2 separate regions of the Mus musculus genome follow, and region 1 is linked to region 2. Evidence: chromatin contacts called from ENCODE Hi-C or POLR2A ChIA-PET data. All regions are on one chromosome and are shown on one strand. Each heading gives the region's core, a stretch centred on a gene start or an enhancer-like site at or near the end of the contact. The rest is flanking DNA. Distances are from core to core; before and after follow the strand shown. Region 1 holds the start of Ankrd17 (ankyrin repeat domain 17). Region 2 holds the start of Dck (deoxycytidine kinase).

Region 1 (6,761 bases), core at 3,015-5,514, 1.6 Mb before region 2:
AGTCCCATCCTAGGCACTCAGTTTGGGGGGAGCCTGCATTTTTTCTTTAATGACACCCCTACTCTTCATCCCTCCCCATCCCATGCTGCCAACTTCTAACCACAATAGTGACTTGGTGCTTGTCTATGACCCTCCCTGCACCAGCTGGCTGCCCTCCCCTTTCCCTTGATTTTGGCCATTCACAGGGGAAGCAGGACCAGTAAGGACCTTCAGTTAAAACAAAACAAAACCCCAACAACAAAAAGGCTAATTAACAATGAAAAAAAAAAAAGGTTTCTATTGCTGTGATGTAGCATTATGGGCAAAGAAACCTGGGAAAGAGAGGGTTTATTTAGCTTACACTTCTACAACACAATTCATCACTGAGAGAAGTCAGGACAGGAACTCAAGCAGGCCAGGAACCTGGAGGAGGGAGCTGATGCAGAAGCCATGGAAGGGTGCTGCTTACTGGCTTGCTTCCATGGCTTCCTCAGCCTGCTTTCTTCTGGAACCCACAACCACCAGCTCAGGGGCATCACCACCCATCACTAGTTAAGAAAATGCCTAACAGTCAGATCTTATGCAGACATTTTCTTAGTTGAGGATCCCTCGTCTCTGACTCTAGCTTGTGTCAAGCTGACAATAAAACTAGCTAGGACAGGGTGGGTATGACTTAGTAACCTTGAGTATGCTTAGATTATACTGAAAGCTCAGAAAAATATTGGCTTACACATTCTAGTATCCACTGGTAGTTCTGGATCTTAATGAAGTTAGGAATAAAGGCTGCATGTTAGCCTTAAGCATGGTTGGTGGAACTGAAAATATAGAAGCAAAATAAAAGTTAGGGAAAAGGTGTGGACTGATGTGGAACTCCTGAAGTGTGAGCCCTGACCCAGGCAGAAGAAAGATGTATGAAACACTTAGTAAGAGTGATTAGAGAGATAAATAGCCCAATGTTTATGATGGGAAATGAAAATGGTCAATGATACTGGTGGGAAACCTCGTTGAGATCTTGCTTTCTGTAAAAGAACCATGATTCATTCCTGGTCTTTTTCTACATTTGCAGAGGCAAGTGAGTAGAATAATTAATAAATCTGTGAAGAATGTGTGATTTAAGCTGTTTCTAATCACATAATAAGGCTGTCCAGAGATCAAATTCTTTCATTCCTCCATGCTGTCTTTGTCAAGCATTGCTGGGGACTGGAAATATAAATTTCCCTCAGTTTTGGAGGCAACATACTTGAATATATACACATATATGTATATATACACGCACATACACACACACATATATATACACATACATATGTATGTATATATATTCAGTTTTCATATATATGTAATTATTTGAATGTTTTAAGACTTATTTTTAGTTGTTTCTGCCTTTTTCCAGAGGTGTTTGTAATTACAGGTGGTCATGAGCCACCTAACATGGGCACTGGGAATTGAACTTCAGTTTCTGTATAAGAGCAGTATGTGCTCTTAACTACTGAGCCACCTCTCAGCCCTGCTTTTATATCCTTATTGGTGATGAATATGCTACCTCAGGCAATTTCCTCCTATCATTAATATGGTGATATTTTTGGCCTTCATTTGTACTCTCCCCCACCCCCGCCCAACTACTTGGAAATTAGGCAACAGAAGGGAATTCTTATACTGGGACTCTCTTGGAAACTTTAATAATAGATGTTTAATACTTGAAGCACCAGGTAAAGTTAGGGAGTCAAAATGTAATCTGAAGCTGTGTGTGGTGGTTCACGTCTGCAATCTGAGCACTTGGGATGTTGAGACAGGATCAGCCTCTCAAACTCTCTCTTCAGATTCTGATAACAGCAACAAATAGTTTCAAGATCACATGGCATTTCACTGGTATCAAGAGGGTGGAACATGAATTCAGTAGGACTCCCATTTGGCCTGAAACTGAGCATACTACCAACACGCACTTTATTTCCTAGAATTCAATCACCTGGACACAATCACATGAAAACACATGAGGTTTAGTTTATTGGTGTGCCTAATACATGGCCAGCCAGTTTTGGCTACAAGGCTGACAAAGGGAGAAAATATGTAAAAATTTACTAAGTAAAATATATTCAAAAATAGATACAAATCATTCCAGGGGACTTGACTATCCTAATAGTTTGGATTTACCTGACAAACCCCCAAAGATTATCTTTCATTTCTATACAGCAAAGCAAGAACTTTTTCCAAATAACGAAGTTGCATTTCATACATAATGTACAACTATGAAGGAATGAACCTGAGTAAGTTACAAAAGGGAGCCAAACTTTGTGAAGGACTGAAATCAGAAAAACAAAAAACAGGCCAAAGAGAGACACTGAAACCAGAATATAGTTGGAGAGTTGACTGACCTTGCATGAGGGCAAGGAGTTCTGTCATTCTCTCCATACTGAGAAAAGATCAGCCCATCTCTAGCATTTGGAAAATTGAAGGAATTTGCAGTCAATGGCCTCAGTCTTCTTGTGAAACTGTTAGTCAGTCGTATAATAAAACGGGGCTGGCACTCAAAGATTGCAAAAGGTATGGAGGTGGAAAGTGAGACAAAGGTGCTGAAGAATACAGAAAATGGACAAGATCCCGCTGAAACCATACAGTCCAAATCCATGGCTATCAGATACACAATAGTGTTCTGTATTATGTTGTATACTGGAACTCAGCTTTAGGCAGATGTTTAGCATTTTGTATATTTACTATTACACACAGAGAAGCCCCTGGAAACACAGACTCTGATTTCAGAGATAACACACACAGTAGACACATGAAGTTTTGCCTCAATGAATTGATTTAGTCATCACCAATTCGTCTGTGGTACTCCGTAGTGTACTGGCAACTGCCCACATTTCATATGGTATGCCAGTACTAAAAAGAAAATGCAAAAAAAAAAAAAAATTAAAAAATAAATAAAATAAATCAGGCACTCAGCTAAACTTAGAAGTCTTAAAATGGTAACTTTGTCAGTTGAGGGACTTTTTTATCTTGTGCCAGTACATCTGTCTTTGATGTTTGCTTTATTTTCCTTATGTCACTACTCGTACTAGCCCAGAAATGGCTAATTCTGAGTTCAATAAGCTACATAAACATGACACGGTGGTGTACAGACCCATATAATCTCAGGAAGATCGCCAGTTCAAGGCTAGCCTGGGCTACACTGGAGACGTCTGTTTGAAGAAGAAAGCTACATTTCAATCGGTCTGCAAGTTTTCTAAGTACTCAAAATGATCTCAGAATCCAGACCGAGAAATGCATACGATGATGGCCCAGCTCCCACACCCACCTCTTCGGAAGTGTATAGTCTTAAAAATCACTAGATTCCGTTCCTGCACATTACAAAGGTGTACAAAATAGTCAGATTTAGGAAGCCTAGGACCCGAGACTCAAACTCGGACAAGAGTTTTCTAAGTGAGGACGTGATCGCTCCAAGGGATGGTGGAGGGGAAACAGTTTTCTTTTGGACCTGACTTCAGTCTCTCTCCTCTCACGAAGTTCTCTCGGAAGATCCAATGCTCTCTGGCTTAGGCGGTGGAGAAAATGGCCAGGCAGGAAAAGTCCATCCAGGAGGTCCGGGGCGAGGCCCCACCTCCCGGATCTGAGGGGCCAGGCCTCGCGCTCGCCCAGCTTCCCCCGCGCTTCTGCGCTCGCCCCCGACTTAGCCCGGGCCCCACTGCTCGCCATCCCACTGCCTCTGCTTCCCTGCGCCCACGCACGCACGCTCGATCGCTCGCTCGCTCGCGGGGGAGCCCACTCCCCGGCCCTGGAGTCTGCACTTGGGAGAGGCAGGCAGGGCTCCGCGCTCGCGCGGCCGCCGCGGCGCCGGCTGATGGCGTCACCCGCGCTTCCGCCTGCGGCTGCGTTCTAATACGAAGCCAGGAAGGAAGGAGGGAGGGCTGCAGGGCTGTGTGTGTGGGGGAAGTAGCGCGGAGAAGACAAGCCACCCAGGCGCTCGTTCGCCCGCCCGCTTGCTCGCTCGCTCGTTCATTCGCTCGCCCGCCCGCCCGCCCGCGGTCCCTGCTTGCGGTCCCCGCTCAGACTCGGTCTCCCCAGAGGAAGCCACTCCAGGCGCACTCCCCCGGCGGCTCCTTCCGGACGCCTGCTCGGCTTTCCCGGGCACGGCGTTCGCGCTCCGCCTCGCCCCCCCTCAGCCCTCCCGCTCTCTCTCCCTCCCTCCCTTCCCTCCCTCCCTCTCTCCCTCCCTCCGCCAAGCTCCCCGCCCTTAGTATCGCGAGACGAGGTGAGAGCTGGCGGAGCGGCGGCGGCGGCGGCGGCAGTAGAGGTGACCGAGGCGGTGGCGGCGGCGGCGGCCCGGAGCGCTGTGTCGGCCCCGGCGCGACCGAAGTCGCGGTAGAGCGGAGCCCCCCCACGCCCCTCCCCCGTCCGCGTCCCCCACCCCCTCTTCCCGCGGGGATGGAGAAGGCGACGGTTCCGGCGGCGGCTGAGGGAGAAGGGAGTCCCCCGGCGGCGGCGGCAGTGGCGGCCCCCCCCGCGGCGGCGGCGGCGGAGGTCGGCGGCGGGGCTCGCCCGGCCTCTTCTCCTCGTGGGATGGTGCGAGTCTGCGACCTGCTCCTGAAGAAGAAGCCACCGCAGCAACAGCAGCAGCAGCAGCCGCCGCACCACAAGGCCAAGCGGAACCGGACTTGCCGACCCCCGAGCAGCAGCGAAAGCAGCAGCGACAGCGACAACAGCGGCGGCGGTGGCGGTGGAGGAGGAGGAGGAGGCGGCGGCACCAGCAGCAACAACAGCGAGGAAGAGGAGGACGACGACGACGAGGAAGAGGAGGTTTCTGAGGCAAGGGCCTGGTTTCACCTCGAGGAGGGCGGAAGGGACCGTGGAGGGCCTAAGGTGGGAGGGGACTCGCGGTGGGACCGAGCCCTCGGGGCTTACGATCTGCCCTGAGGGACCGGGCTTTCGGCTGCCCCCTTTCTTTGCTCGGCCTGAGTCGTGAGGTGTGGGGACGTGGGGGAGGGTAGCTGACACGTGGGGGTGGGAGGACCGGAGAGTGCACGGAGTTGCCGAGAAGCTGGCTAGCCGAGGATGCTGCTTCGCAGGGTGAAGGGTGGAGGGATTGATTGGTCGGATTCCCGGGTGGCACTTTGGGGCCGAAGGGTGGTCTCTCTGGGGCCAGTAAGGCCACCTCATTCCCGGGGCGGGGGCGGAGCTAAAGCGGGAGGGGTAAGATAATAGGTAGGAGAGTCTCCGGGGGACCGACTGCGAGCTTGGTAGTTTTCTGTCAGTGGAAGGTGGCCGGGAGCAGTTGTGGAGGGGCGGTAAGATTGTAATGGACTCGGAGCTAAGTATTTGTATCTGGGAGAGACACGTGAGAGGCTGTACTTTTCCATACTGTTTTGCTGCAGGGCTTTTTCTTTTCTCTTTCTCTCTCTCTCTCTCTCTCTCTCTCTCTAAACTCGTGGCTGCTGAAGTACTCTTCGCTTCCTCGATTTGTGAAAGATTTATGGATGAGCCGATCTTCTATCCCTCCATATGCGTTTACAAGTGACTTAGTACGTAAAAATTGTTAGGTGCTCTGCGTGTATGTGTAATAATCCATCGGGTTCTCCCTTAATAAGAAATAATCAAACCATACCCCGCTTTTATTTAATTAACTTTATTTATTTATCTATTGTAAAGTAAGCAGGGATGAAGTGTCTGTTTTGCACCCGGGCATGGTTGTGATTGGGATAGGGAGGCCTTATGTTCTAGTGATCTGGTTTCATAACTCCTTATAGTTTTTCCTGGGTCTACAGACAGGCGGCGTTGTAGGACCTTATTCCTTTTAACCCAAAAGCTTAATGAACCATACTGATAGCAAACTATGACCTACCAGTTGTTAGTTCTTTTAGAACAAACCCTTTTGTCAATATTAGGAAATGGAAGCTTTAAACACCCAAATATGGAGGAAATAGTAACTCGAGGCAGCAGAGGGAAAGAAGCTGTAAAAGTTGATTCTAAAGAGAAGACTAATTGAATTATCCAGAAATACTGCGTGCCACACTAGAGCCTGGTAAAAGGCTGCTTTTGAGTTAATTTGATTTCTTCTTTCCCATCCAGGTTCTGTTTATGTAGAGACCTTGGAAAGAGACTTGAGGCTCACCTGTTAGCAATAAGACAAACATTTTTTCCCTAACCTTAGATGAAGCTACATCGTAGAAAAAAGTTCTAAGAGTAGGAATATATATACCTCCAAACTTGTCCCTTCTGTTATTTCTATTGGGCCTATTGTGGTAAATGTGTATGGGTAGTTTGTACTTGCTTATTGATTGATTCTGGACAGCGTGTTGCTCAGGCTTCATTGTAAGCAATGTAGGCAAGGCTTAGTGTCTAGCAGGCCTAAGGCCCTAGACACCCTTAAATCAAACAAACACAAAAGAGAAAGCAAAACTTTAATATTGAAACAATGATGAGAAGGACGTGATGGAATCCTTTTCTGTTTTGGTACTTAGAATTGGCCAGCTTTATAGTTCTCAGAAGTGGGAAAGACTTTTCCTCTGCAGCTCAGCCTCTTTATTTTAAAAATAAGGGCAGCAAGGTTTAAAGGATACTGGAGGATAGTGTCTGATAGTTGCAAAAGTAGGAATCAAAGTTTTTAGAGACTCAGTGACATCTGTACATTTTGTCTCCCTTCTGACCTATTTCAAAAACTGGTGCTGAATTTCAGGTTTAGCAACTGTGAGTAAACCACCAGTAGTAAGATTTTAAGTTTTCTAACATTAAGCTCTGGTTTGGAACAAGGCCGTATACTTAATGTAATACTTAAAGAAGAATTCTGC
Region 2 (7,026 bases), core at 2,287-4,786:
TAATTTCTGAGATGTCTAGGGAAGAACAGAACAAAAAGAGCTTATGTGTAATCAGGACATTCTATACTCACTGTTTTCTACCAGAGAGTCTGGACTTTGTGTCTTAAGAGGGCGTAGCAGTCCTTCTAAAGAGCACCACGCCCTATCTATCAGAAGTCACCAAATGTGGTTATACAAGGCATTACTGGCCGGTATCATGTTCTTTCTTCCTCTACCTCTTACCAAATACACACACACATATACCCCACGACTATATAGCTTCAATATATTTGTCAAGTGTCCTCTTCTTTATAAAATGGACTTCTTATTAAGGTTGGCACAAAAGAGCTAGCTACCTTTGACTTGAAAAGTATACTTGCTGGGCAGTGGTGGTGCATGCCTTTAATCCCAGCACTCGGGAGGCAGAGGCAGGCGGATTTCTGAGTTGGAGACCTGCCTGGTTGACAGAGTGAGTTCCAGGACAGCCAGGGCTACACAGAGAAACCCTGTCTCATAAAAAATAGCAGACTCATGTCCAGAGCAGAGGGAAGGGAGGTCCATGCTGCGACAGGGCAGGTGAGGAGCACAACATGAAAGTGTATTTAGTACAAACCAGAGAAGAAATCAATGTAATCGTGAACTGGGTGGCTCCTGAGTTGGTGGAGAGAACCCTGGTGACTAAAACTCTGTGTGGGAGGGCTTCAGTTTAGAGAGAGTATTGCATCTAGATCAATGATTGAAATGAGCATGGCTCAGTGGACTAGGCAAAAAAAAAAAGAACATGACACTCAGGGTACACAAGAAACACTCAAGTATCTCAAACTAGTCAAGACTCTAAACGCTCTTAAGGCTAACACATCAAGCCCACTTCACACAGTCAGACTTTAAAACTAAAAAATGTTAAATTTTACTTCAAGCTGAGCAATCATAACACAGTCAGCTGCAGTCCCCGAATAGTCACTGCCAGCTCCTTTCTTAACTTTTTGGAGGGAGCTCAGAGCTGGAAAAAGAGCTAGTGAACTAATATTCTATGAAGGTGAAAGAACACTACCCATGAATAGTTTTACAAGGCGCAGTTAGAGAGGTGGTATACAAGGCTTTGATCCCAAGCACCCAAAAGCAGGTAGAAAAAAAACTCTGTGAGACTGAGGGCCAGCCTGGTCTACACACAGCAAGTTCCAGGCCAGTCAGGACTGTAGAGTGAAACCCTGTCTGAAACAAAACACAAACCACAACTAGAAAGTCACGGTTAACTAGCAGAGTCCCTAACGATGAACGTGCATCACCATTCTAAGTCATTCTGAACACACTGAAATGAGCCTCCGCAAATCTAACCTAGGGAATAGCTCTGCAACCCAGAACATGAGACAACAGGTTACGTAACTATGCAACTAAAAATGACCAAGCAAACCTCAAATTTTAGGAAGAACCTAAGAATTACGAACTAGTCTTCGCAGATTGCGTAATTTTTACAGTAACAGGTTATTTGGACCTGACAGATGAGATAAGGTGATGTAAACAACTATACAAGAGCAATACAGTGACAAGCCTTAATCTAAATGGCACTTCCCCAAATTGACCTGCATGCCTAGTGCTTGCCAAAGCTTCAGAATTTTTTTTTTTTTTTTGGTCAATGAAAAGATCTAGATGCTTAAGGGAAACTTGTTAACTGCTAGTAAGCAATCTTTCCTAATCTTTCCAGTGCAGTTGGGGGTCAGAGAGGGATGGCAGGCATGGATGGCACTACTGAATCTGTATGTGGAAAGATAGCTCTGGATGCAGAGAAGCAGGAGACGGAGCGGCCCACTCACAATTTTTTCCAGTGCTGGGAAGATTAAAGCAGTACGAAGGAAAGGAGATGGAAGACTAGATGTATGTTGCCTACATGAGCTTGAGAGAAGGGAGATAATCCATTATGATCTGTCCATTGGAATTTACCCTGAAGATGACTTTACTGAACACTTTCTCCCATCATTCATATGGTCATCTTCATCCACTAAGACGCCCTGAGGATTCTTACTAATAAACATGGCATCGCAAAGAACTTATAAGAAAGGAGGATCTCGGCCACAGAAGTGTGGAGCAAGGAAAACTTGCCCTCTTTGTGTCTCAGCTCGGCTCTCTTGAAGCTTACATCTGCTGACCTTCTTTCTCAAAGAGATGGTGCTTTGAAGGTGGCAAAACTGAAAACATCCGCTGCATACATGAATAGTCAGTACTCAACCTGCAGGCACAAACCTAACAGCTGTGCCAAAACAGGAAGCGTCGGTTGGTTCCCAGTGGTAGGAAATGTAAAAGAATGGGCAATTCAAGCTCACCTTGCAAAATGACATGCACAGTGTAGCTCCCCCAGTAAGGTTAAGGGCAGAAACTCTAAGAGTCTTTAAGCCAAAACTCAGTGCTTACCTGTACGTGGGAAAGGGAATAAAACATTGCACACTATCAAACTCATTACCTGCTTTCCTCATATGTGTAGCGTAGTGTTAGGGATTGCTACAAACGCCAACCCAAATGGTGACAACAAAGATGTGCTATATACCACTCATTGTAATATTACTTTCTTTTTTTTTTTTTTTTTAAAGTATTACACTGGGCCAGGCGTGGTGGTGTATTCTTTTAATTCCAGCACACAGGAGGCAGAGGCAGGCGAATCGCTAGAGAGTTCAAGGCCAACATTGTGAGTTCCAAGACAGGCAGGTCTCAAAAGTGAGACCGTCTCAAAAAAAAAAAAAAAAACAGAACAAGAAATAAAGTTCTGCAGAAATAAACAGCATGGGTGAGTTTTAAAGGCACTCTAGTATACTAAGCAAGACACAGAAAACAAGACACTCTGGTTTTGTTTAGGACATCATGGGAAAACAAAACTGGCAGGGATTAAAACAGAAGCAGGTCAGGGCTTGTAAGGGGATGGGAAGGGAGAAAGAGCTGACTACAAAGAAGCGCAAAGGGAACTGGGGATGTAAATGATGAAAACGGTCTCAATTTTGCGGTAAAACCGCAAGTCAGTGAAGCCTACCTGAAGAGCACACCTAAAAAGGGGTTCGCATACCTAAGTTACATCTCAAGAAAAAACAGTTCCCAACAAAGGGTGCACACTGGTCCAGAGCGCGCCTCACAAAGCCCCCGCTGGCGCCGGGCCAGACGAGCCACCGCGCCGGCGCGAGCAGGGCAGCAGGGAAGGATCCTGGGGCACCAGCACAGCACCGCACCGGGGACACCTTACCGATGTTCCCCTCGATGGAGATCTTCTTGATGCGGGTCCCCTCGGAGCTGGTCGAGGGAGAAGGGCAGAACCTCTTAGGTGGGGTGGCCATGCCTAGCTCCAGACGGCTCGGGTGCGGAACCTGCAGGGACACGGCGGCACGGGCGGCTCCGGGTTGCAGCGTCAATCTCGCGCCGGCGGGACCCGCACTTTGACTTTGGCGCGCGGAGGCGCAGGCGATTGGGCAGACCGTGGAGAACCCGCCCTGACGGCCCCGACTCCCACCCTATACGCCTCGCCCTCGCGGGATCTGCATGTCTGTGGTTCCTCCGGGCGGGCCGGGCGTCCCAGGAGCGCAGGGTAGGGGGCGGGGCTTGTGAGGAGAACCCTGAGAGAGCCGGGCGACTGACCGTGCGCGACGAGCTGTGAGCCGGAGGGGGCGGGGCCTGCGGGATGAGCAGTGGGAGGGCGGGGGGCGGGCCTTGCGCAATGAGCTCATTCGAGGGCAGGGGCGGAGCTTGAGCGAAGCGCCTAGGGAAGAGTAGGGTCAGGCTTTTCTGGACCAGCCCTTTGGGATCCTGTCAGGCTTCGTGGTTTGAACTTTTCCGGGAAGAAAAGTAAGAACTAGTAATTTCAAACTAAGAGCCTCAGTAGGTGTCTCTCACAGAAAACGTGTAGCTGTCCGTCACTGTCTTAAGAGTTATTTCGTTAACCAGCGATCTAGTACCATCCACCATACAGGATAGTGCCTAGAATGAAAGGAAGGGAGGGAGTGGCTACTGGTTTAAAGTCTGGGACCAGAAGTGAGACTGGAAACTGGCATCATAACACCCAAGGTCTCCACTTTAATTTGCATGCTACACCGTGCTGTTTATAAAGTTACCTAACACTAGGTATGTTTCTCAGCAGCATGGCTATGACTTAACATTGCATGTCCATGGCCTAACATGTAATTAATGTTTAAAGTCATATACACATGTTTATACATAGAGATGTACTCTGCACACACACACACACACACAGCATTCTGCTAGGTTGAGCTAGAGAGAGGTGCTATTTAATCAGGGTATAGACCTGGTAAAAAGATTACCCATCTGGAAGTCAGATTCAAATTATCTACAAAAACAAAGGAACTTATTTTTTTTTTAGCGTGTAACTATCATTTGACCTAAAATATGTCCTAAAAATGGACCTAGCAGCGGAGAAATGACGACTTCTACAAAAAAAGGAGCAGGTATTAAAGTGAGTTGTTGGACTGGCTGGATTTAAGGCCCACTCCATGAGATGTAACACATATCTGACACTGCTCAGGTGGCAATCCAAATACTGTTCTGCTACAATAACTGAACAATAAAATGATACCTAGTGATATCCTATAGGTCAGTATCTCTTGTAGCCAGCATCAGAGATGCTTCTTTCTGCAGAACCAAACCCACAAAGGCATAAAGTGCAGAGAGGGAGACCTTGGCATACTCTGCTTTAAATGGGATGTCTCCACCAAAGCCCTCTCCTCAGGGCTCTGGGAACCTTATGGAAAACGATGGGGAAAGTCTAGGAGTCAGAGGCAATGGAGGACACCAAGGACACAAGGCCTTCTAAACCCACCATGACCAACACACACATGAATTCACAGTGAGGCAGCATGCATGTTCCCTGCATAAAGCTAAGCCAGTTGGGGTCCTAGAGCTGAAAAAGTGGACACATGGCTCTGACCCTAGCCCAGAAGTTATTCCAATTGAAAACTGCTTGTAAATGAAAAAATTAGTTTTCCCTAACATACTCTCACTGGGAATACAAACCACTCTTAAGGAGAGATGCCATGCCCAGCAGCATAGATGGCCAACACAAAACCAACTCAGTGGCAGTTCTAGAGATCCCTGGCTCCAGAACTTAATGTTTTGTCTGGGTATTAGTTTTGTCATTATACATTTTCCCCCTTACTGGTCCTTCTTATTTATCTTACTACTTCCAGTGTCGTTTTTACGGAATTTCTCTGTGTGCTAATGTATGTCTCTGTCTGTCTGTGTTTCTTGTGCCTTTTCTTTGGTTTTCTCCTAGTAGTTTGTTGGCTTCAGCCTACTCTGATTGTTTTTAATTTTCTCTTATTTCATTACTATTTGCAGATGTTGCTTGTATGCTGATGATAGTAAGACTCTGGATATGGGTAGGGCGGAAAGACAGGATCTGGAAGGAGTTGGGGAAGGGAATCCATAATCAGAATATATTATATGAAAAAATATACTTTCAATTAAGACACTGGAGTGATGGCTCAGGGATTAAGAGCACTGACTGCCCTTGTAGAGGACCCAGGATCAATTGCCAGCTTCCATATAACAGCTCACAATCACCTGTAACTCCAGTTCCAAGAGGACCAATGCCACTTCTGACCTCCACAGGCTCCTGCATGCACACAGTGCATATATGTACACTCAGGCACACACATATACACATAAAACTCTGTGTGAGTGTGTGTGCACGTGCGCACACTCCCACGCATGTCGGGCTCCAGCTTGGCTCCTGGCTTCTGTGTCTTTTTTTTTTTTTTTTTAAATGTGAGTATACTGTAGCTGTCTTCAGACACACCAGAAGAGGGCGTCAGATCTCATTACAGATGGTTGTGGCCACCATGTGGCTACTGGGATTTGAACTCAGGACCTTCTGAAGAGCAGTTAGTGTTCTTACCCACTGAGCCATCTCTCCAGCCCCCCTTCTGTGTCTATTAACACAAGTGGACCTGCACACACATAAATGTCTTCCTGAGTAGTGTGGCAGTGGTCCATTATGATTGACAATAGCCACTATTCAAAATATTTCAACCTTAAGATCTAAGCACAATTCCTGTAACATAAAATTCTCCAAATAATACTTTAATAATACTCTGGAATATACATTTCCTTTTATAACTTCAGATCTTAGGGTATATTATTCTAATGTTACTAATATTATTTAATGATTTATAATAAAGATAAAATGGATCATTTCTTAGTTCAGTTGAAAGGTCCATAAATATTACATTATTTTGCTGTCATTTTTTTTTTCTCTCACTGCAATAGTACACACTAAAGAAAACATTAGTTTTAACTGCAGGCATATAAGAACCTTCAAGTCTGAGAGCCAATGACTTCTACAATTTCTGAATTTTAGTATGTGTGGTACATAGATGGTAACTACCAGTGTTGTAAGAATTACTGAAAGTGCTGCCTAACAAATTTTGAAATGATCAATTTGTTCTAAATACCTTTACTTTTCTTTGAAATGTTTTCATTGTAAAACTACCTACAGTAAAAATAAACTAATGCGAAGGCAGGATTCATGGCCAAACAAAAGTATTTATTAGGGTTTTTTTCCTTATAAACATTTTCTTCTAAAGAAAAAAAACCTAAAATGTAAATACCTCCCATTCTGCCACATAAGACTGTATACATTATTTACATCTATCAAATAAAACATATTACAGATTTTCTGACATTCAGTGTTTCCTTTAAAATAACAACAGTGAAACAACTTTGATCAATAACTAATTTGCATAATCTTGGCACAACTTACAATATGGCGCCTACGTTGCATTTCATATTTTAGATATTTTTGCCCATCTAACTATCTTACTAGAGAACCTGTCCCCCGTGACTGCGGACTCTTGTCTCCGTGCATGTCTTAAGCAGTTGCACAGTGAGAATGCTGCCCTGCTGCTCCCATTACCTGGCACCTGCAGCATTTCTGATTTCTATCTTCAGAAATGATTTCTATTCTGACGTTAAGTATTCCTTATATGCTGTCTTCACAACATTATTTCTACCAATAATTTTAAGTAATAACTTAAATGTATAGAAAAAAATCAAATATAA

Evidence for each region. A loop is a pair of places that touch in the nucleus more often than their neighbours do. ChIA-PET counts read pairs that join two places held with the same protein, here RNA polymerase II (POLR2A).
Region 1: a loop to region 2 is called in a map of v-Abl transformed pro-B cells, with 3 times the contacts of the local background. The contact joins the promoter of Ankrd17 here to the promoter of Dck in region 2. A Hi-C loop is called at or near these places in 1 of 37 maps with a recorded cell type or tissue (v-Abl transformed pro-B cells). POLR2A ChIA-PET finds 5 or more read pairs at or near these places in 1 of 5 experiments (Patski).

The regions. Positions count from the first base shown.
Region 1 is chr5:90,363,688-90,370,448 of GRCm38, reverse strand. It overlaps Ankrd17 (ankyrin repeat domain 17), which reads left to right and starts at 4,264. Exons shown (of 34, transcript NM_030886.2): 1 at 4,264-4,782. The coding sequence starts at 4,402. It overlaps Gm9958 (predicted gene 9958), which reads right to left and starts at 3,452. Exons shown (of 1, transcript NR_045618.1): 1 at 1,961-3,452.
Region 2 is chr5:88,761,523-88,768,548 of GRCm38, reverse strand. It overlaps Dck (deoxycytidine kinase), which reads right to left and starts at 3,536. Exons shown (of 7, transcript NM_007832.4): 1 at 3,203-3,536. The coding sequence starts at 3,293.